3 separate regions of the Homo sapiens genome follow, and all the other regions are linked to region 1. A link is a loop called in an ENCODE intact Hi-C map of the cell type or tissue named here. Cell type or tissue: gastrocnemius medialis. All regions are shown on one strand.

Evidence for each region. Peaks named below come from ENCODE experiments on the same cell type or tissue, not always from the same donor. Only the 100,000 strongest peaks of a DNase experiment are listed, where the experiment ranks them.
Region 2: it touches region 1 in a loop (10-fold over the local background); 95 of 110 quality-filtered maps call a loop at or near these places.
Region 3: a loop joins it to region 1, with 20 times the contacts of the local background. A loop is called at or near these places in 2 of 110 quality-filtered maps.

What each region holds. Positions count from the first base shown.
Region 1 is chr15:91,260,367-91,268,366 of GRCh38, forward strand. SV2B (synaptic vesicle glycoprotein 2B) reads left to right here. Exons shown (of 13, transcript NM_001323032.3): 6 at 1-43; 7 at 6,216-6,326; 8 at 7,189-7,277. Among named protein-coding and RNA genes, the nearest start is that of SV2B, 160 kb to the left of the region's middle. In gastrocnemius medialis, no CTCF peak of the experiment used is centred here; DNase peaks (open chromatin) are centred at 3,745 and 4,431; H3K4me3 peaks cover 1,111 bases; H3K27ac peaks cover 1,944 bases.
Region 2 is chr15:91,058,645-91,066,644 of GRCh38, forward strand. No RefSeq gene overlaps it. Among named protein-coding and RNA genes, the nearest start is that of SV2B, 38 kb to the right of the region's middle. In gastrocnemius medialis, no CTCF peak of the experiment used is centred here; no DNase peak of the experiment used is centred here; H3K27me3 peaks cover 229 bases.
Region 3 is chr15:91,114,773-91,122,772 of GRCh38, forward strand. The region is part of intron 1 of SV2B (synaptic vesicle glycoprotein 2B); the gene reads left to right. Among named protein-coding and RNA genes, the nearest start is that of SV2B, 19 kb to the left of the region's middle. RefSeq lists an enhancer at 1,600-1,909. In gastrocnemius medialis, no CTCF peak of the experiment used is centred here; DNase peaks (open chromatin) are centred at 2,775 and 4,619; H3K27ac peaks cover 3,629 bases.

The sequences.
Region 1 (8,000 bases):
CACCAACATGAGAGCTAAGGGGACCCCAGAGAAAGTGTTCACGGTGAGTGTGGGGTTGCCTGCCAATAAGAAGGGGGTTCTCCTCTTCACTGCTTTGATTTACTAAAAAGTAATTTAAGCACATAACAGGAAATTTGTCAAAAGGAGAACAAAGACTCTGATATTGCTGTTACTTTATAATAATTATTCTTCACATTTTGATGGATATCCTTTGAGGTTTTTCCTTAGGTTGCTAGTTGTTTTTAAAAATGGTGCCAGGTGCGGTGGCTCATGCCTGTAATCCCAGCACTTTGGAAGGCTGTATTAGTCCATTTTCATGCTGCTGATAAAGACATACCCGAGACTGGGAAGAAAAAGAAGTTTAATTGGACTTACAGTTCCGCATGGCTGGGGAGGCCTCAGAATCATGGCGGGAGGCGAAAGGCACTTCTTACATGGTGGTGGCAAGAGAAAATGAGGAATTTGCAAAAGCAGAAACCCCTGATAAACCCATCAGATCTCATGAGACTTATTCACTACCATGAGAACAGTATGGGTGAAACCACCCCCATGATTAAAATTATCTCCCACCATGTCCCTCCCACAACATGTGGGAATTATGGGAGTACAGTTCAAGATGAGATTTGTGTGGGAACGCAGAGCCACACCACATCAGAGGCCGAGGCTGGCAGATCACTTGAAGTCAGGGGTTCAAGACCAGCCTGGCCAACATGGCAAAACCCCATGTCTACTAAAAATACAAAAAAATCAGCTGGGCATGGTGGCGGGTACCTAAAATCCCAGCTACTCAGGAGGCTGAGGCAGGAGAATTGCTTGAACCCAGGATGCAGAGGTTGCAGTGAGCTGAGATAGTGCCACTGCACTCCAGCCTGGGCAACAGAGCAGGACTGTGTCTGAAAAAAAAAGATAACAGAAATAAACAGATTTCTCTGGGGATAAGCATATGTATGTATATTTATGTGTACATATTATTTAATAGTATAGCACTCATTATTGTTTTATATGCTGTCTCCTAGTATTCATAATCATCATTTTAATAAACAGTAATGTTACAAACATTAACATGGTTTTCCTAACATGTCTCTAATGTTAGAAGCTTGTTTATCCAGTTTTACTACCTTGTTCCTGTAAATATTAGTGCAATGAACCTTCTTGTGCACATAGTTCCTTCCCCTTCATGTCCTAGGATTGTTTTATTTCTAGGAGTAGACTCCTAGAAATAAAAGTGCTGGCTCAGAGAGCTTGGATATTTTTATAGCTCTTGAGATACATTGCCAAATCATAATACATTTCAACTGGGTTGTACCAATCTACAATGCCACAGGCAATAGAGGACCCATTTCTTTACACCCTTACCATCAGTGGCTATTAGTCTGAATTTTGTTTCTTGCCAGTTTTAAAAGCAGACAAAACAAACAAACAAAAAACCAAAACAAAATGGTAAATGGTAATTTCTATGAAGATGGCCTGATAGTTACAGAGACGCTGTCTTCCTGCCTGCCATGCTCTGACAAACCAGGAGGCTATAGGCATCTTTGTGCACCCGTTTTTATAACTTCCCCTACTTCAAATCCATTTTCTCAAGGAAACCTTCCTGGAGTAACTCCTACCTAACTTTGATTCACTGCTTTTATTTTTTAGCTTCCATAATTTCAGTCTCAAGTAAACCATTTACCCTTGTTAACCTGTTGCTTCAAACGTCTGCTTTTCAGGCAGGATCACACGGTGGCTGAGCACCTGCATCCAAAGTATCAAATCCCAGTTTTGACACTTTCTAGCTGTGTGGCCTTGGGCAAGGTACTCTCTGTGCCTCATTTTTCTCATGGAGAAAAGAGGGATAATCATATCTATATATGTGGCTATTGTAAGGATTAAGTAAAACACCAAAAAACAAAAACAAAAACAAAAACAAAAACCGGTGCCTGGCTTGGAGTAAGTGCTACACAGACGTTAACCATTATTTAAATTATTATGACATTTTTTCATAAATTAACTCAAGTTATAAATTTTATGGAAAATTCCTCAATGGGATATTTTCTCAATTCTAATGCTTCTAAAATATCTGAAATATGGGACCAATGCTTTTCCTGCCATTTTTTTAAAACTTCTATTTTAGGTTCGGGGTACATGTGCAGGTTGTTATAGAGGTGAACGTGTGTCACGGGGGTTTGTTGTACAGGTATTTTGTCACCCAGGTATTAAGCCCAGCACCCAATAGTTATCTCTTCTGCCCCCTTCCTCCTCCCACCCTCCACCCCCAAGTAGACCTCAGTGTTGGTTGTTCCCTTCTTTGTGTTCACAAGTTCTCATCATTTGGCTCCCACTTATAAGGGAGAACATGTACTGCAAACATTTATTAAGAAGCACGATGAACAGAAATGCTCCAAATGAAAGATGTTAAGGGTCACAGTGAGTCTCCCGATCTTCCATCCCCGCCGACTCTGTGATGGCCTGTAGTGCTCCCGCTGTGCTGCGGGTGTGGAAGCCACACATTGGTGAGGCTTCTGGGTGTACTTGGCTCAGTCCTGCCACCCTGCCCCTGCTGCCTCGTTCCATGGCCAGAGGAAGTCTAAGCTTCTCTCCGAGCTGCTGCTTATTTCTGGAAGATGTTTCCATGGTCTTCTGTCTCTGCCTCCAGTCTCTGACTCCACATTGGCTGGATTGGTTTTTGCACTACATCAACCTGGCCTGAAACACGGGCATACACAAGCACATCCACAAAGACACGGAGACACACATAGACATAGGCACACATACAGAGACACACAGACACAGGGACACACGGACACACATGAACACAGACACACAGACACAGAGACACACAGACACAGAGACACATGGACACACATGAACACAGACACACAGACAGAGACAAACAGACACAGGAACACACGGACACAGACACATGGACACACATGAACACAGACACACAGACACAGGAACACACGGACACACAGAGGCACACATACAGACACACATGAAGACAGACACACAGACACATTAAGACAGACACAGATGCAGAGACACACAGACACAGGAACACAAACACAGAAACACACAGACACACATTAAGACAGACACACAGACACAGGAACATACGGACACACAGGGACACACACACACAGATACACATTAAAACAGACATGTAGATGCAGAGACACACAGACACACATTAAGACAGACACACAGACACAGAGACACACACAGACACAGACACAGACACATATTAAGGCAGACACAGGAACACAAACACAGAAACACACAGACGCACATTAAGACAAACACACAGACACAGGCACACACAGACACACAGAGACACACACACAGACACACATTAAGACAGACACACAGACACAGACATCACCCATACCAAGCGTTTGGGTTGAATGGACTTCCCGAACATTTGTGAACAGAGGAATTACATCGCAGAGTGCAGCCTTCTCCTTCCTTTCTCCGTGCCCCTCCTCCCTTTCAGTCTCTCCACCTCCTTTCCTCTGCCTTCTCTCTATTCTTCTCCCTTTCGAATAAAACAGTTCCTCCTTGCTTATGCACAGTAGGTTACTAGTGTTTTAAATCTGAGAGTGTCTTTCTGGGATTTCCCCATGCCTCGAGCAGTTATTAACAGATTTATTTCAAATGCACACAGACTGTCCCAGGAGCAGTCCTGCTGGATAATTCCTTCCCACCCTGTTCTGCCTGTCTGCCCTTGCCTGTCCCAGGCACGCTGTCAGCTCCTCCCCACTTGCGTCTTACTCTAGGGTGTCTCGTACAGAAGGTTCCACGCAGTGGTGCTTAGCCAGGCGTTTCCTAACTGTTGCTTCTGGAAGGACTCCTTCTACACCAACCAAACAGGCCCCACTGGGAGCCCCATTTTTGGAGAAGTGATCCCACATTCTCTCCTGACGATGCATTCTACTGTGTGAAGAGAGAAACTCTGGCACATTAAAATTTTAGAGAGTTTATTTATGGAGACAGTGATTCATCAGTCAGGTAGCTCACACTGGAAGTGGGTCAGGGCTTTCCCTAAGGAGCACGAGGGAGAGGCTTTTATAGGTCGAACATGGAAGCAGAGCAGAGAAAGCATTTGCTGGGTTAGAGTTTGGGCCATTGCCTCATTTGGATTATTCCAGTGGGAAGTTCAAGATAATACAGCCAGTGTCCACTCAGCCAACTGGGATTGGCTGAGCTTGTTTCATTTTCTTTAAAGTTCTGAGTTAGGTTTCTGCTTGATGATGTGGGAACCCAGGGCATTAGAGCCACCTCCGTTGAGTGGCCTCCCATTTAGTTATTTTAACAGATATAACTGCCTAATGCTGAAGAATGAGATCTTAGCCAGGAAATAAATAAAAATGCCAATTTTCAGACACAAAAGCCTTTTACAACAGGATCAGAGTTCCTCATTTTCGGGGTGGGAGTGCACCCGGAGGAAGGATGTGCAGGCAGAAATCAATGTGCGGAGAGTTACAAAATGTTGGAGTTGGTCTTATCCCAGCATGCGTGCCAGTTACTAAGCTCTGAGGCATAACTTCTGCTTTTAGTTTTAACCCAACAGGAAGAAGGACTTAAAAAGGTTATGGGCTCAGTATTCTATACTGACTTGATGATTATATTAATGATGTAGAAGTAAATGGCTGGATGGGCCAGAAAAAGAAATGAAAAAAGAGAGACAACCAGAAAGTGGTAACTGACCTTAGAGAGCCAGCCTGTGGTTGGCGGTCAGGGGCGGGTACTCAGCCCAGCTTGAAGGTGTTACCTGTTTTACTCCTGTGCGTGTCCCATCAGCAGACGTGCTCATAGATGTATTCAGTGGCCTGGAGGGAGAGCTTAGGGCAGTCACACTCTTAGTTGATGCCCATGCCGTGAGCTCTAGGTTTTACCAGCCCTGTTGGCTGCCTCACAAACTCACAGTGAAACCTTTGGAAGGAGAAGGAGTTGAAGCATTCGGCTGAGAACCCACGATCTGCAGGGCTGGGGGAACACAGGCCATATTCTAATTTAGACTGAATCATAGACAATTGTTCTAATGAATCGTAAATTAGAGTGAGTAATTATGCTTCAAGTTGTCAACACACTCACTCCCTAATCCCAAAGGAAGACTGTTATTTTCCCCAAGGAGCAAAGAAAGGAAAAACTGACATTTGAGAGGATATCTTAAGGCTTTGGGGTGTGGTTTTTAAGGTGCTTCCTGAGTTGATGTTAACTTCCCCTGTAGCCTCCTTTATCTGTAGCTGGGGGTCATAACATCCATGAAGGTACTGAATAGCTTGAAGCCCAGCTGCAGCCAAGAGTTCAGCTGCAGAGCCTGCTTTGTTAGTTCTGAAGCTTCTCTGTCTGACCTCAGGCGGAAGATCATTTGCAAAGGCTGCATAGCTGGGAGTGGCCAGATGAGTCCAGGAGGCTCACAGTGTGGTCATGTCCTTGACATTTCTGGGAAGAGAGCCTATGCCTTTAGCAGATTCTCAAATTCTCCCAAAAGCTTAAGAACCACTGTTTTGGCTGGGCGCAGTGGCTCACGCCTATAATCCCAGCACTGTGGGAGGCCAAGGCAGGTGGATCACGAGGCCAGGAGATGGAGACCATCCTGGCCAACATGGTGAAACCCTGTCTCTATTAAAAAATACAAAAAATTAGCTGGGTGTGGTGGTGCAGGCATGTAGTCCCAGCTACTCGGGAGGCTGAGGCAGGAGAATCGTTTGAACCTGGGAGGCAGAGGTTGCAGTGAGCCGAGATCGTGCCACTGCACTCCAGCCTGGCAACAGAGCGAGACTGTGTCTCAAAAAACAAAACCAAACAAAAACAAACAAATAAAAAAAACAAAACCCCCCACTGTTTTTAGGGTTTAAAAAACAATAGCCAAGCTGTCTTAGACCTAGCCCTCGGGAAATGATGAGTCCGTTGTCCACTTTCCAGGGACTGCTTTCTCCCCGCGGATTGCCCAGTCGCATCTGTATTTCCCTTCTGCTGTCTCCTCATATCCTCAGTCCTTTGGCTGAAGAAAGAGATGGAGACACTCTATGGCTCGTCTTTATCCCTAGATGAAAAGTTTATTGGAGGAGGTGATGGAAACAGTTTTTGAATTTTTTTGAGTATGCTCTTTGAGAAATCGCAGACTCCTCTAGTCCTAAATCAGTTTAAATAGTTACATTAAACTACACATTGAAAACTCTGACACAAAGTGGGGTTCAAATTCTCTATATCCTATTTTTACTTTTCAGGTTTCCAACATCAAAACTCCCAAGCAAATGGATGAATTCATTGAGATCCAAAGTTCAACAGGAACCTGGTACCAGCGCTGGCTGGTCAGATTCAAGACCATTTTCAAGCAGGTATGATTGGGAACTTACTTTGGATGAGGATGCGTCTCTATGGGAGTCTCTTACCTTAGTGGATGAAAAATGCAGCTCCTGAACATCCCCACCAACCTGGGCCAGCGTGATGGAGAGGAAGCAACCCTGGAGGGGGGCGTTTGGGCTCCAGCCCACGTCTGCCTCTAGCTTGCTGTGTGCCCTGGAGCTGAAAACTCTCTAAATCTTAGTTTCTTTTCTTTGTTCTTCCTTCCCAAGGCAGGGATTTTGAATGTAGATAAAATGTCTAGTCTGAGTAAACATTATTCTCTCTAGCAAATTTTAAAATAATCACATGGAGGAAGAAGTGAGTAAAATAAATGACCCCTTGAGGCTTGTTCTTGATTTCCAAGAAACATTTTTCTAAAAGGGCAATGCCATTTCTCTGGAGCACTGGCTCCTCCAAGTAGGGAGCCAGTCAGCTATTGAGCACTGAGGCAGCCAGACAGCCAGCGTCTATTGGGACTGGTTGGCCTTCATGGTGTATGGTCAGTAAATGTTTGCAATATCCCCCTTGCCCACAGGCAGGGAGTAGAACTCAGCAGTCAAGGTTACTCAGTGCCTTGAAGTCCTAACTCAGTGTGCTTTCAATCACATTCATGGAATGCTGTGCTCCCGGGGAAAATCCTATTGGACTGTTAGAGTATGAGGCCAGCCAGTAGGAAGAGAAGAGGCTTTCCTTGTTATTTGGACAGTTTTGCTGCCTCTAGGAGACAGTGGGGTACCGGTTCTCTCCATGGGTTCCTAGGCAACTTATTAGAATATCTGAGTAATGAGCTCTTCGTGGGAGAAACAAAGTCACACATTGCTTTCTTTAACAATCCTTCTCTGGTATGGGTTGTAGGTCTGGGATAATGCCCTGTACTGTGTGATGGGGCCCTACAGAATGAATACACTGATTCTGGCCGTGGTTTGGTTTGCCATGGCATTCAGGTAAGTTCTGTCTTACTTAAATTTCGTAATTCCCTGTGCCTCAGTGGCCTCCTTTACACATTGAGGATTACAGTGAGTTCTGACTTAGAATTTGTATCAGGTAGGATGCTTTGGTGGCAAGTAGCAGAAAACCAACTCTAGTGGCTTCTACAAAGAAGAAACTTTTTTTTTTTTTTTTGAGACAGAGTCTTGCTCTGCACCCAGGCTGGAGTTCAGTGGCATGGGCTTGGCTCACTGCAGCCTGTGCCTCCTGGGTTCAAGCTATTCTCCTGCCTCAGCCTCCCCAGTTGCTGGGACTACAGATGTGTGCCACCACACCTGGATAATTTTTGTATTTTTAGTAGAGATGGGGTTTTGCCATCTTGGCCAGGATGGTCTTGAATTCCTGACCTCAAGTGATCTGCCTTCCTTGGCCTCCCAAAGTGCTGGGATTACAGGTGTGAGCCACCACATCCAGCCAGTGGGGATGTCTTTAGTGTTTCCCTATTCACTAAGATTCTGGCTGAGACATGTATATTTTACATGTTAAGGAGGTGTCCCTCAACCCCTAATCTATTGGTGTTTGTATCAGGAAAACATTTCTTTTAAATCAAATGCCTTTTCAGCATTTATGGAGGTGGTCATAGTTTTCCCCTTGTATTTATTAATATGAGGATTTATATTGTCAGATTTTCTAATAATGAACCAAATTAATGTATTTTCAATGAGTTTGATCTGCATCAA
Region 2 (8,000 bases), 200 kb before region 1:
CATCATTCCCTTGGTGAGAGCTAGTCCTGCCTAGAACTGGGGCTGGGCAGCCCCTTCCCACAACGACTGTGCACGGTGGAAGGGATCAGTTATCTTTGATGGTCAGCCAATCGTTTCTACACGGGTATACTCATGACTCAAATCAACGATTCTGGAAAAATGTAATTTTTAATGTCCTCAAAGTCACTTTCCAACTTCAGCAGTGAAAATGGCAAGAAAGAGAGGTCATTTGGAGTCCACTCAGAGAGAAGGTCGAGATTCAGATCAGGCGTTCTGGAGCTTCCTGTTTGTATTTGCACAAGCAAACTATCTCCAGACCCAGTATCTCCTCAGCAGGTTGGTCAGAGAGCAGGCAGAAGCATATCTATCTGTCAACAAATTCTTTAAAAAGGTAAAATTCCTCAATGGATTGTAGTAACGCAAATGTAATATATGTTTCCAAATATTGTTAGTGTAATTGGACACCCATTTGTGTGAGAAGTAGCTATACTTTTAATATGCTGCTGGTGGAATTTTTAATTGGTTTAGCCATTGAGAGAACACACTGGCATCATATCTTAGAGTTGAAAATGGAGGCATCCTATGACCCAGCAATTCCATCTGTACCATTGATAAGGATTTTTTTTTTCCCAATCAGCAACCCTGGATGACCAAATAATGCAAACAACTGCGTGTATGAATGACTCCGAGTGGTTTCATTTTTTTGACAAGATGATATCTTAAGAGCAGGAAAAAATCGACCAAGTTCTTATGAGAGAGAAATAAATTCTTCCAGCATGCTGCTATCAGTAGCTGAACATGCACATTGGCAGCAAGTTCTAAATGATGGAGACCATCACGCTGTTTGCCTCACGGACATTCTCTGAGCAAGTCTATTCAAAAGTCAGAATTTGATCAGGTAAAGGTATCTGTGCAAAGAAGAATCAATGCAGTACTATCTCACGTAGTCTCATGGGATGGAAAACATGAGAAGGAATCAACTTTACAGTGATATTTTAACCAGTATCTATATATTTTTATCAACAGAAGTATTGATTCAAGTAGAATGGAAATGTTGTAGAATGTATCTGTTGTAGGAAAAGTGGAGATTTGTAGGTAATATTTTGCTTCTCAGACTGGCTATTTGAGTGACATGATAGGAACACAGGGGGTCACCATCGTGGCAGATGTAGCAAATTTTGTTTTATATTGTCACTTATCTGAGAACTTTCCCTCTTCAGAAGTACAAACGTATAGAAAATAAAATAGGCTTCTGAGCAACAGAAATATGTCACAGACATTATGAGCTGAACTTATGAAGGCTTCTGTGAGATTTCCTCAAAATATCACGCCAAGCTTATTTTCTATTTATTTTCTTATGTTTTTGTCTGATAAGCCTGGCTAGCTCTTTCCTCCTTTGAGCAGCACTGTAAGATGTAGCATATTAGAAATGTGTCTGTGTGCATGAAAAAATGCTCATCATCACTGGCCATCAGAAAAATGCAAAACAAAACCACAATGAGATACCATCTCACACCAATTAGAGTGGCAATCATTAAAAAGTCAGGAAACAACAAGTGCTGGAGAGGATGTGGAGAAATAGGAACACTCTTACTCTGTTGGCGGGACTGTAAACTAGTTCAACCATTGTGGAAGACAGAGTGGTGATTCCTCAAGGATCTAGAACTAGAAATACCATTTGACCCAGCCATCCCATTACTGGGTATGTACCCAAAGGATTATAAATCATGCTGCTATAAAGACACAAGCACAGGTATGTTTATTGTGGCACTATTGACAATAGCAAAGACCTGGAACCAACCCAAATGTCCATCAATGATAGACTGGATTAAGAAAATGTGGCACATATACACCATGGAATACTATGCAGCCATAAAAAGGATGAGTTCATGTCCTTTGTAGGGACATGGATGAAACTGGAAACCATCATTCTCAGCAAACTATTGCAAGGACAAAAAACCAAACACCGCATGTTCTCACTGATAGGTGGGAATTGAACAATGAGAACGCTTCGACACAGGGTGGGGAACATCACACACCGGGGCCTGTCGTGGGGTGGGGGGGGGAGGGGGGAGGGATAGCATTAGGAGAGATATACCTAATGTAAATAACAAGTTAATGGGTGAAGCACACCAACATGGTACATGTGTATATATGTAACAAACCTGCACGTTGTGCACACGTACCCTAGAACTTAAAGTATAAAAAAAAAAAAAGAAATGTGTCTGTGTGCATTTGTGTGGGTGTGTGCTCACCTAGAACAATTGTTCTTAAATGGGGGTGATTTTGCCCCTCCACAATAGGGGACATTTGGCAACGTCCAGAGACATCTTCGATAGGCATGCCTGGGGAGGAAGGGAGAGTTACAACTCACATCTAGAAGGTAGAGGCCAGGGCTGCTGATAAATATTCTATAATGCACAGGATGACCCCTACCCAACAAAGAACTATCCAGCCCAAAGGTCAACAGTGTGCCACCCTAGTAAGACACCCTAGCAGTCACAAGGACATCAGTGAAACGTACGTGGTAGCTTACAACCTAATAGTGAGGTAGGAGGGAGAAAAAGTTATAACAACAAACGTATGAATTAAAAAATTAAATTTACAAAAGCACATCAGTGTGGCACCATTGGCATGGAGGGAAAGAACTCCATGCGTGTCAATAACCCCTGAGGCTATTGCCATATCAGGGCACTGAGTAGTAATGGCTGTCTGAATAATGTTAATATATTCAGTTTCATAAAATAGATGGGAGATTTTTATTACCTGCAGCCCCATAGGGCTGAGTCTAGCAGACACTGACATCCTTGATAAACAGATACCTCTGACTTCTGCCTGGAGCTAAGGGACTGCAATCCAGTGTATTAGAGGCAGAATTTATGTGGCAAAGTACATGCATTTAGGAGTCCTAGACACCTGGGTCCAGTCCCGGCTCTGCCACTGTGTGACTTTGGGCAAATTTGAAATCTTCTGAGTCTCTATAGGGGATTATATTATCTTCCATGCTGAGTGCTATGAAGACAAAATAAAAATATTTGTTAAATGCCTGATGCATAGAAGGCACTTAATAATTAATGGCTCTTATTACTATAGTAAGTGATAAATAATTTATAAACATAATAATATAAACAACTTTAATAATAAAAACAACTTTATATTTATACAATGATAAAAATATAAACAACTTTATATTTACATAATGATAAAAATATGAACAACTTTATATTTATATAATGATAAAAATATAAACAACTATATTTATATAATGATAAAAATATAAACAACTTTATATTTATAATAAAAATATAAACAACCTCATATTCATAATAAAAATATGAACTATATTATACTTATAATATATGTAGTAATGAGCAAATGATTAATAAATAATAGTTGTTATCGATAATCTGGTGTCCTGAGGTCTAGACGTTCTGATACCTTGCCACTTGGCAGGTAAAAGGTAATTGGCACAATCCCAGTGGCCTGACCTGGGGAGGCAAGTTCCCGCCCCCATTCACAGACAGCTGTGGTGAGTTTCTGGCCTAGAATAGAGGAGGGAGAGTGCCTCTAATCCAGACAGCCTCCATGATTGAAAGGGGAGAAATAAGAAAAGCCTGAAAGTCAATTAACCTGAAGCTGAACAACGGAATGCCTGACTCCACTGTTGAACTCCCCTCACCCAGCAGCCACCTCAGTGCCGCAGAAAGACTGTCTTGCCTCTTCTCACTCCTGCTGGCCAAGAAAGCACAGGAACCTCACAGGACCTGCACATTGAACTAAATTACTTCTAGCAGAAAAAAACTCCATCAGTGAAGCACTCATGCATCCCAGACGTATTTTAAGGGCACCAGTGACGATCTCTCCTTTAACTCCTGGGCCTCTTACTGCTTCAGCTTCAGACAGAACTGGGTTAGTATCGTGGCTTTGTTGCTTCCTAACTTGGTGGCTCTGTTATCTAGGTTAAATGTCTTGTGGCTTGTCGAGAAGCAAGTTACTTGATCTCTGTAAGCCCTAGTTTTCTCATTTGTATATTAGGGATAGAAATCATATCTGTTTTTCAGTGTTATTGCTTATTATTAAATAAAAATTAAATGCATCTATTAAATAAATATTAAATATATTACTATATAACAATAATGTCTCTGAAGCACTTAGCTGAGGGCTAGCATATCCTAAGAGCTCCGTGAATGTTAAATGCTCTTTTTATTATTAAATATTATCATTACCCTTGGGATGGCTGTGGATGAAGTTCTTATTGAATATCTCCCTAATAATCTTGGACTGAAGTGGCAGTGCTCTTAAGGATAGTTCCTGTATTGGACTTACAGTAGTTCTGCATTAACTCTTAGAAGCTGAACGAGTAGGCTGGGCACGGTGGCTCATGTCTGTAATTCCAGCATTTTGGGAGGCTGAGGTGGGTGGATCACTTGAGGTCAGGAGTTTGAGATCAGCCTGGCCAACATGGCGAAAGCCCGTCTCTACGAAAAATACAAAAATTAGTTGGGCATGGTGGTGCGTGCCTATAATACCAGCTAGTCAGAAGGCAGAGGCAGGAGAATCACTTGAGCCCCGGAGGTGGAGGTTGCAGTGAGCCAAGATGGTGCCACTACCCTCCAGCCTGGGTGACAGAGCAAGACTCCATCCCCCCACCAAAAAAAAAAAGAAAGAAAAAAAAAAGAAGCTGAATAAGTAAATTTTGTTTGCAATAAGGAATGAACAAGTTCTTTTTTATTTTTAGAGATGAGGTCTCCCTGTGTTGCCCAGCATGGACTTGAATTCCTGGCCTCAAGTGATTTTCCCATCTCAGCCCCCTGAGTAGCTGGGGCTACCATGTCTAAAGCTTTTCTTTTCTTTTTTTTAAAAAATTCAAACAATATCATTTGTGCTACATTTACTGTAGGGAAACTGAACATTATAAATAAGGGGAAACTGCTGTTGAAATGAAAAATACATCATTTTTATCCTTTTATAGTTTTACATTGGTGAAAAGAATATGTCTTTGTATAACCCGAGTGTTATTTCAAATGTTCTGGCTTTCTGCCTTTTTCTTGTTCTATATTACTGTCTGTGTTAGAAGATAATAAACAGTATGTGTCCTCCCCGGATTGAATCTGTTATCCACTGTGGGAAGCTCCTGGCTTTGCTTCATGTTCAAAAACATGATTTTTGAGGAGGTTTATGCATATTAAAAGATGGGACTTACCTCAACTGGGACAACCTTTCATTTTTTGCTGCCTGAGCAGATAAAGATGAAAGAGCAGGAAAATCAGAGTTGTAGGTCATAATAATTCCAAATGATGGTTTGCTTTGGGGCTTAGGCCTGGATCATTTATTTTCTCTTTTACTGTCAGCTTGCTAAGGGATCTCATCCTGTCTGCTGGTTTTGAATGCCGTTAACTTGCTGATGGTTCTCAGATTTGTATCAGCAGCCCAGACCTCCCCCGAGAGGCCAGTCAGGTCCACCCAACTGTCTACTTGACATCTCCACTTGGCTGTCTAAGAGGTGATCCAAACTTCACACATCCAAAACCACACTCCTGATTATAGCCTCAACCTTCATCAAGCCTGCCCTCCTCCAGCTCAGTCACTAGCCTTGAAGAATTGTCCTTGTCTCTAGTTCTTGGGAGGGAATCACTACACTGTTGGGATTTCCCAAGTGATAGGAGTGTCTTTACCATTCATGGTGGGCCCCTCGGATCACATCTGAGTTTCCGCTAACGAGATGACTCAGGACAGAGGCCTACCATGACAGAACGACCAACTATGTGATTAGAGGACTGGGGCTTTGAGCTGGGTGATATCAAACTGAACGATGGAGAGGGGAAGGGAACTGGAAGTTGAGTTCAATTTTGTGGTCAATGATTCAGTCAGTCATGCCTACACAATGAAACTCCAGTAAAAACTCTGGACACCAGGGCTCAGGTGAGCTTCCCTGGTTGGTGATACATATTGATGTGCCAGGAGGGTGGCAGGTTAATGTAATGGACAGCCAAGGTTGAGAACCAGGTCAGACACCACAAGCTCTTACTGCCTCTAGGCCTTTGTTTTTCACGTCCGCTCACTTGGAATGCTATTCCCAGCTCTTGAAATTGCCAGGCCTCAGCTCAGATATCCCTTCCTCAGAACAGACTGCTCTGATGTTCCTATCTAAAGTGACCTCTCCTGTCTCCCTCTTTTTCATTACTGTATTTACTTTGTAAGACTTATTTCAGTCTGCAAATATCTCATTTATTTAGATTTACTTGTGTCTGCCTCCCCCAGTAGAATGTGAGTGCCATGAGGGTAGGGGCCTTGTGTCAGTGACTAACACTATGTGAGGCATATCTAGACCCAGTAAGTACTTTTAAAGTGTCTCTTAAACAAATAATTGAATAAATGAATAACTGAAACAACTGGCTGATTAGGTAACATTATACAAGGAAAAATGATGCTCAATGAATTTAATGAATTTTTGTCCTGTATGTAATTATCTAAATCTATCTCTGTGTGTGTTTGTGTGTATATATATATTAGACTGATGCAAAAGTAATTGCGTTTTTTGCCATTACTTTTAATGGCAAGAACTGCAATTACTTTTGTGCCAATGTAATACATACATACATACATACATGGATACATGTATATATACAAAATATGTATACAAAATATGTATCCATGTATGTATACAAAATACGTATACAAAATATGTGTGTATTATATATCCATTTTTTTTCTAGAGTAGATGGTTCTTTTAAAAATATTTGCCTGACAGTATAAAAATGTGAAGTACATGAATTCCGTGAGCCCTAAAGAGTGGAAGAACACTGTGGTTTTGGCTGACAAATTGAAGATTGCTCAAGGTGGGTCCCGGGAACAAGGGCTTCATGGAACATTCTCCTTTGTCTGACCAATTCCTGGTTATCTCTCAGGCCCCATGGTGGAGGTGCCTCTTCTCTGTGCCAAGATGTGGCAGTCACTGCCCAGGACTTGATGTGCTTGTGTATTTGTCAGTATCTATCAGAGGACTGTGCTCTCGGGGACTCTGTCCTGTCTCTACTTTCTCCCAGCACCTAGCACAATACCTGGCAGATAGCTGGAATGCACTCTGTGTACAGAATGCACTGGAGCACACTGCAGTAACAGGGGAAGTTTCAGAGACATTCAGTCTGACTCAGACCCCAGCTGCCACAGTAACTGCCCTGTCACCCTGGACAGAGCCTCGGGGACCTCTTTTGTAAAATAGGAAAAATAGTATCTGCTTCCAAGAGTCCTGGGGAAGGACAGAAGAAGACTGTACTGGGAAATGCTTTTAAAGGCTATGTTAATTACATTTTATTTTAATTTTATTGGCTTCCCCAATATTTCTTCAAAGCAGGGACCAGGCCTTCCAATTTAGCCCATTAGGACTTGTCACGGGACACTGCAGTGCCTATTATCTGCTCGCCCCTCTGTGGCTCTTTTACTCAGTAGCATTTTCCCAGGTGTCTTGATCTGTAAGTAGGGCTCTGAGCTGGTGCAGATTCTGTGAAAGTCAAGCTCTCCTATGGGTCGGTAACTCTGGAAATCTAGAGAATGGGTCAGCATCTGTGACAAGTAAACAGAAAACACATGAAGGGGCCTTTAGGCTACTTTTCTTCCTTGATCATTTAACTACAATGTGCAGAGGGAAGTTGTGGGTCTGGATCTTAAATCTGGGGAACTGACAAAGCCGTCTTCAATGGACAAATTTCAATCTGATGCTCAGTGTCATGGCACTTGCCGGAGAGGCTTCATTGCTTGATTGATGAGGGTGTTGCCAAGGATTTCTATTTTTAATCTTCAAAATTCTTAGCTTGCTTACAACTTGGGGGCTCCACGCACAAGCAGTTTCACTCTCTTCTAGGAAAATGGACCTTTTTCAAGAAAATTAATTTGTTTCTGAAGGCTCATTCTGATACACACACTCTCTTTCTCTTGCTTGTTTTCTTCTCTATTCCCTAAGCGATTTCAAGGGGGCTTGCACTAAGGTAGCCGCCCAACCT
Region 3 (8,000 bases), 150 kb before region 1:
AAGAACGGGTCTCTGGGAGTGCTCGTGTATTGACAGAAATTCCATGCTGTGTTCTCGGGAAGTTCCCACTCTGTCTGTCAAAAGCCCAGCCTGCTCCCTTGCTAATCAATGGGCTATTTGGAAACACGTCCCAGGGTCTGAGTCCTCCAGCCATTTTCTAGCTTTGTGTGCTCAGTTCGTGATGCACAATCTAGGATGAGAGAGCCTAGCCCAACTGGGGTCACATGCCCATTCCTGAGGGCACCATCACTATGACTCCCAAGATGGCAGGTAGTGAGGAAAGGGGAGTTTCTTAAAGGAACACTGGAGAGTTGTTACTGAAAGAAGGGGACATAGGTCCTGAGCAGGCAAAGCCAACAGGTGTCCACTACACACGCTGAGCTGGCTTCTCTTGCTGAAATAAAGATTACAAAGTGCTACCTTTAAAGGAAAATTGGAGAGTTGTTGCTGAAAGAAGAGGACATGGGTCCTGAGCAGGCGAAACCCACAGACGTCCACCACACACACTGAGCTGGCTTCTGTTGCTGAAATAAAGATAACACAGTGCTACCTTTGTTGGTGAGTGTTGACGACTTTGAAAGTGGGCTATTTCTCCATCTCCCCTTCCTTTTTTTTTTGAAACAGAGTCTTGCTCTGTTACTCAGGTTGGAGTACAGTAGTGTGATCTTGGCTCACTGCAACCTCTGCCTCTCAGGCTCAAGTAATCCTCCCACCTCAGTCTCCTGAGTAGCTGGGACCACAGGCACCCACCATCATGCCTGGCTATTTTTTTTTTTGTATTTTTAGTAGAGACAGGGTCTCGCCATGTTGCCCAGGCTGGTCTTGAACTCCTGAACTCAAGCGATCCACCCGCCTCGACCTCTCAAAGTGCTGGGATTACAGGTGTGAGCCACTGCGCCTGGCCTTCCTTATTTTTTTCTAAGGGGTTTCTAAGGGGTTCACATTTTTATAACCATCTCCTTGCTTGCCCTAGTCTTGCATTTTAAGAATTAAACTATGCAAAATTCAAAGATATAATTCTCCCTAAAATGCCTTTTACATTTATTTATTTATTCAGCAAATGTTTATTGACTTCTCATTGTGTTAGGCATCAGAGTTAATGATAGGTAAGGAAAACGTGATCTCTGCCCTCAGGGTGTATAGTGTAGAAGTTTGTAAAGAAGCTTTGTTTCACATACACCTTAACAGAGTACATGCACACACATACACACACACATAAATATACATATATAATACATTATTATATGCTTCAGAATTTCTAGCTTGCTTATAATTTGAAGACCTTTAAGCCCAACTGCTGCTCATCAGAAGTCCTAACTTGGTTAAAGAAAGGGGTACATTGTTGAATCACAATTATGAAGAACATTTTGCTAAAGAACATGACCTTGCATTCTCCCTGTGCATAGGACATCTTGGAAGTTGAAGAGTAAAAAATCCATCTCGGTGTCAAACTGCCTGCTACTCTGTTTTCCTAAAACCAGGAGGGAGTGGGTGGCCTTCATTTGTGCTGCTTCTGTTTGCAGGCTGTGAATGAGGACTGGCACCCCTGGCTGCTTTGCTGTTGTGTGTTGGTGTTTGAACACCGGTCAGCATATTGCTTTGCTATTGTCACGTTATTTGTATAATCCCAGCAGCTGGCAATTGTGTAATAATTTTTGAGAGCCCCAGATATTTGCTTAGAGAGAATAAAAATAGGCAGAGAATGAGGTGTGCTCTGCATCCCGTGCAGAACGTTGTATGACTGCACTTCACAATGACAGGATTGTTTCTTGGTTAGAATTTCCCGTGGGACTTTCCCTACTCAAAGTTCAGAGAAGGGTCATGCATTCTGGAAGGGAAGCCTGTCTTATCCTCTTTGCATGCACTGACAGAGCTAGAAAAATTGCCTCAGCCCTTGCAGTCTGGTCAGGCTTGTACTGATAGGGAACTCATAAACGGCTGTATTAGTCTGTTCTCATACTGCTATGAAGAAATACCCAAGACTGGGTAACTTATAAAGAAAAAGAGGTTTAATGGATTCACAGTTCCATGTGGCTGGGGGAGCCTCACAATCATGGAGGAAGGCAAAGGAAGGGCAAAGGCATGTCTTACATGGCGGCAGGCAAGAGACCATGTGCAGGGGAACTGCTCTTTATAAAACCATCATCTTGTGAGACTTATTCACTATGATGAGAAGAGCATGGGAAAAACCTGCCCCCATGATTCAGTTACCTCCCAACAAGTCCTTCCCATGACATGTGGGGATTATGAAAGCTACAATTCAAGATGAGATTTGGGTGGGGACACAGGCAAACGATATCAATAGTCACAATGGTTTTGAGCCTGAGGTCTGTACCAGTATGCAGACTTAGAAGAGCACAGAGCCACATCTTTGTCTCCTGCTTTTTGTTCCATGGTGGCAAGAGTATCGGTCTGGAGCTAGATTGCTGGGATTGAAGCTTGTCTCTTTCACTTACTAATTGTGCTAAAATTCTCTGCACCTCAGTTTCCTAACCTGTAAAACAAGGATAATATTAACGAGAATTCTATCTTACACACTTGTTAAAAGGAATGAATTAAAGGAGACAATACAGTGCTCAGCACAATGTTGGACATATAGCGAGGGTATTAATTAGCTGCTACTGTATAGCAATAATGCTGCCTAACAAATAGCCCTAATTATTGCAGTGGCTCATACAACAAACTATATTTATCTTACTTATGAGGTGGCCAGTCAACTGGGATTGGCTCTCCTTCATGCTGTAAGTCAAGTTCAGGTCTGCTCCAGGCATCTCTCATCTCTCCACCAGATGCTACCAGCAGCTACCAGGGACATATTCTTCTCCTTCTTCTCATGCCAAATGGCAGGAGGACATGAGGAATGTTAAACTGTCCTAGTATATTTAAAGCCTCTGCACTCATCATGTTTGCTAGCATTTCATTGGCCAAGGCAAATGACATGGCCAAACCCAAACCCATGTCAGTAAAGTGCGAAAGTATACTCTTCTCACAGTAGAAGACATGGCAAAGTGACATGGCAAGAATGTGGATTATAATCATATTACATGGGGGAAAAGAATTGGGAGTAAAAATTTGATCTACCAAAGCAAGTTCCCTATGTAACAAGATGTTGAGTGGGACTTTTTTATTGCCCCGAATGGGCATTCAGATTGCAAAGCTAAAAATAAAGTCTTAGACACTCTATTTGTTAAATAACTGGAATTCCTCATGACTTTCAAGAGGTATCAAAACTGGCTTTGGGACCCACAACTCTAAGCCCCTGGGTCTATGTAAGTAGAGGGATTAAAAAAAGTGGGTAGAATTTTTGAAATCTTGGCCTGTAACAAATACTAGCTTGAGGTGAAACACTTTTTGTTCCCCATAAAACCAAGAAAAGGGCCTCCAAGAGACTCCCTTATGGGGAGTGGAGATGCTTGCAAAAAGGGAGACAGGGTACCTTGCACCCTAGCTGGGTGTTTGCTGATCCATGGTTCTGGTGGAATGGAGTCTACTATTCAGGAGAGTGCTTTAGAGGGTTTGATGTGTGCCCTGGAGTTTGGGGCATAGAAGACATAGAGCCTGGTGCCTCTTCTAGTCTGGAAATTTTGGCAGGCAGCTGATTTAATGGAGTAGCCCATGCCAGCAAGAAAGATGGGTGGTAGTACAGTGCTAAGGGAAGAAAAGAACATTTTTTCCTTTGCATTCATTGAGGGCTTGGGAAGGTACAGAAAGCTCCACAGGAAGAAGCCTGATGTGTAGGGGAGGAGCAGGAGCCCCAGGGCTGTCCAGGCTCAATCACAAAAGGAGGAAATCTGCCTGGAGAAGAGGCTGGGTGTGTGGACAGCTGGAGGGTCTGAAGCGGGACCCAGCTGCCCCTTTCTGAGAGGCTCCCTACTGCCCAAGAGGGCCGAGGTGAGGCTGAACACTGTCTCAAGAAAACTTTATACACAGAAGCCACCACATCAGACAGCCCAGTCCAAACCAGAGCCATGCCAGGGAGGGACATCTCTCTGTCATCATCATCATAATAGCTCTTGCTGTGATTACGCTTCACTCATTCTTGTTTGAATGAACAAAATTAATCTGCCTCCTTCCTCCATTTCTGGTTCCTCTTCATAGCTTCTTGCCTCCTCTCATCGGCTCTGTGTGGAGACTTGCAATACTTTATATACTGGTGAATGAGCTGTCTCGGCTTGGAGGCAGGGCCTGTGGGGGTGGGCGTGCTGGCTGATCCGCTTGGGGCTCCCGGCTTTTACTCCTAATCCTCAGCTTCTGTCTGGCCTGTAGCAGATGGAATCCTCTGCAGGATGCTTGGCCAGTTGCTTCACTTTTTAAAACAAGGCAGGGTCCAAAATACATAAATAAAATGCTGGCAGGGAGCATATCTTTGCAAGGAGCAAAGGGTTGGCATTTCTAAGGGAATAAGCTTTCCCCAACGGTAGGAGCTATCTTTTTAAGGATAAATCCTTTTCTAATTTGACAATCTTTTAGCTCTCAGGGAGATATTAAATAGCTCCAATGGATGAAGAAAGAAGTTAAGATTTCCTAAGGTACTTTGTCATTTGAGACGCGAGTACAGAGCTACGGCCAGCAATTCATTTGTTCTCATGCTTAGATCTGGGCCATTTGGTGACCTGCCTGAATTTAGCAAGTGACAAACCCCACTCCTGGCTCTGATTGTGTAAACTGATACAATACCCAGAGTGCGACTCGTTTCAAGCTTTGCGTTTGCCATGGATTTGGAAATTACCCAAATCTATTGCTGAAATTAGTGAATATTCAAGTTTCCAGCCAGGTGGCTGGTTTCCTTATGCCTATTAACTTTTTCTTTCTGATTAGAAAGGTGGTATTTGCCATTGAATACAATTTGGAAAATAGGAAAACTTATAAATGATAAAGCTCTTCATTCATGCTGCCAAGTTGCATTGTAGAAAGCTTGTTCTAGTTAACCTGACAGCTAGCACTATGCATGTGCCCCTCAATGCATCTTTGTTTGCAATGAGTATTATCCTTAGAAGGAAAATAAAACATTGTCAATTTGTTAGGTGAGAAAATATTTTATTTTTCATTTATTTGATTGCTTATGAGATTGAGCACTTTTATTTATTGACTGATTGTATGTCCCCTTCTAAACATTGTTTTTCCATGCTGTATGTCCATTTTAAATTAAGCATTAGTGTTTTCCATATTTGTAAAAGCTCCGCATATATTGAAGATATTATTCTCCTTGTTACTCTCATAAGAAATACTTATAAGAAATATTCTCATAAGTGTTGCAAATATTTTCCAAATCGATTTGCCTTTGATTTTGTATTTGTATGGTTTCCAGCCTGGGCGCCAGAGCAAGGCTTTTTGTATTAGTCTGTTTTCACACTGCTGTAAAAGACTACCTGAGACTGGGAAATTTATGAAGAAAAGAGGTTTAATTGACTCACAGTTCCACAAGCTTAACAGGAAGCATGACTGGGAGGCCTCAGGAAACTTAAAATCATGGCGGAAGGTGAAGGGGAAGCAAGCACCTTCTTCCCATGGTGGCAGGAGAGAGAGAGTGAGGGAGGAAGTGCCACACACTTTTAAACCATCAGATCTTGTGAGAACACACTCACTATCGTGAAAACAGCATGGGGAAATCTGCCTCCGTAATCTCATCACCTCCCACCAGGTCTCTCCCCCAATATTTGGGAATTATAATTCAACATGAGATTTGGGTGGGGACATGGAGCCAAACCATATTACTTTGTCTCTTAAAAATGCTTTGTATTTTAAAATAAGAATAGAGGGCAGGCACGGTGGCTCACATGCCTGTAATCTCAGCAGTTTGGGAGGCTGAGGCAGGCAGATCCCTTGAGCCCGAAAGTTGGAAACCAGCCTGGGCAACAGGGTGAAACCCCATCTCTACAAAAAATACAAAAATTAGCCAGGTGTGGTGGCATGCGCCTGTAGTCATAGCTACTTGGGAGGCTGAGGTGGGAGGATCACTTGAGGCTGGGAGACTGAGGTTGCAGTGAGCTGTGATCGTGCCACTGCTCCAGCCTGTGTGACAGAGTGAGAACCTGTCTCAAAAAAAAAAAAAAAGAAAGAAAAAGTAAAAGAAACATTTCACTTATAGAGAACTTAATACAATCTAGGCTTTGAGTTCTTTAAATTCAATATCTCATTTAATCCTTCCAGTTTTCTCAACATGATTCAGGTAGTAGATGGCAGAGCTGCAGCACCCACTCAAGACTTTCTGATTCTGAAGCCTGAACTGTTAACCTCTGCAGTCTATACAGTCATCCCCTCGCTTAAGATTTTTGCAAATTGTTTCCCATGGTTTAAGGTGGCAGAGAACTAGTCTTTTAACACGCTAATTTTTGGTCTTATGTTAGTAACTCGTTTCATTTTTTTTTCTCTTTGAAATAAAAAAGTGTTAAGGTAAGGCTAACTTTGCTTGAAGTTTAGTGAGCACCGCTGATTTCGAGTCAAAGTTTTCTTCACCTCAGGCGAGTTTTTATCTAGTGCTGTGGTTCTCAATCCTGGCTGTACTTTAGAATCAAGTGAGAAATTTATTAATTTTCCCCCCTAACCCTCCTGAGAATACTTAAGCCAGAATCTCTAGGGATGGGAGTATAAATTGAATTTTTTAAAAATAAGCTGCCCAATGATCCTAATGTGCAGCCAAGACCCAGTGACAGAGCAAACCTTCAATTATTATTACTGTTTCTATTGCTTTATTTTCCCATAATTCTTGGGTAGAATCTTGCTTCTTTTTCTTTCATGTCTATTATGTCATTATTTTTTACCTTTTTATATTTTTTTCTTTTCTGTCTGAAGGTAGACTTGACATGTGGGCAAACCGAGCAGGGCACCCATTAGCTGGAAGGGAAGAAAGCAGAGTTGGCTTAGAGATGAATGCAAATAAGATCTGAACACCAGCTCTCTTGAACCACATGGGTGCTTATCTTGCCCAGGGAATTAATTCCTTTACACCACTCCTTTCCCCTTCGCGCTCACCTCAAGAAACCATCTATTTATATATTAATAGTGTTTTTTTTTTTTTTTGAGATGGAGTCTCGCTCTGTCACCCAGGCTGGAGTGCAGTGGCGCGATCTCGGCTCACTGCAAGCTCTGCCTTCTGGGTTCACGCCATTCTCCTGCCTCAGCCTCCCGAGTAGCTGGGACTACAGGTGCCTGCCACCACCCCCAGCTAATTTTTTGTATTTTTAGTAGAGACGGGGTTTCACCATGTTAGCCAGGATGGTCTCGATCTCCTGACTTCATGATTCGCCTGCCTTGGCCTCCCAAAGTGCTGGGATTACAGGCGTGAGCCACTGCGCCCGGCCCAATGGTGTTTTAAAAGTAATGCTTGCCTGTTGACTCCAGGAGTCTGACGCCAAAGACTGAACTCCCAATATGTGCTAAACCATCTCCTCTTTGGACTCCCACTATCTCAGCTACTAGAAATGTATTATCTCATCGATATATGTTCCATTAAAGCCAGGGGTGTCGTAGATGCAGGTACAATGAGTACAGAGTCAGATTCAGAGAAGGAGTTGATCAACGATATCCTCTCCCTCCTCCATCAAGAATTAAGTCATGCTGTACACAAATGGAGTCTCCAGACATCCTCCCTGGGGAAACAGTCTAGAAAGCAGGAATGGCTGGGGTTGATTTCCCTGTCTGAATAATTTTTAATGGCTCAGCTTTCTCCTGCTGGGTTGACTCTCTGATCCCTATGCCTTGTAAGCCATTTGGACACCTCACCCTGCTTCTCCTTCTCTGCCAACATGCATGCTGCAGAGCAGACTCCCCCATCCTGGTTTCCTCTCCATCCTTTTTGCTGCTTCTAGTGACTGCTTTGTCTGAGTGATTTAACAAAACTGGACGTTCCATTAAGATACTTTGCACCTGGGGCTCATCTTCCCCAATCATTTGTCTGTTCTTAGTCCTGTACTTTCCAAGACATCTATTGAAATAAGAGCTTCATCCTGGAGGATATTACATTAAATGAAATACGCCGGGCACAGAGAGACAAACACTGC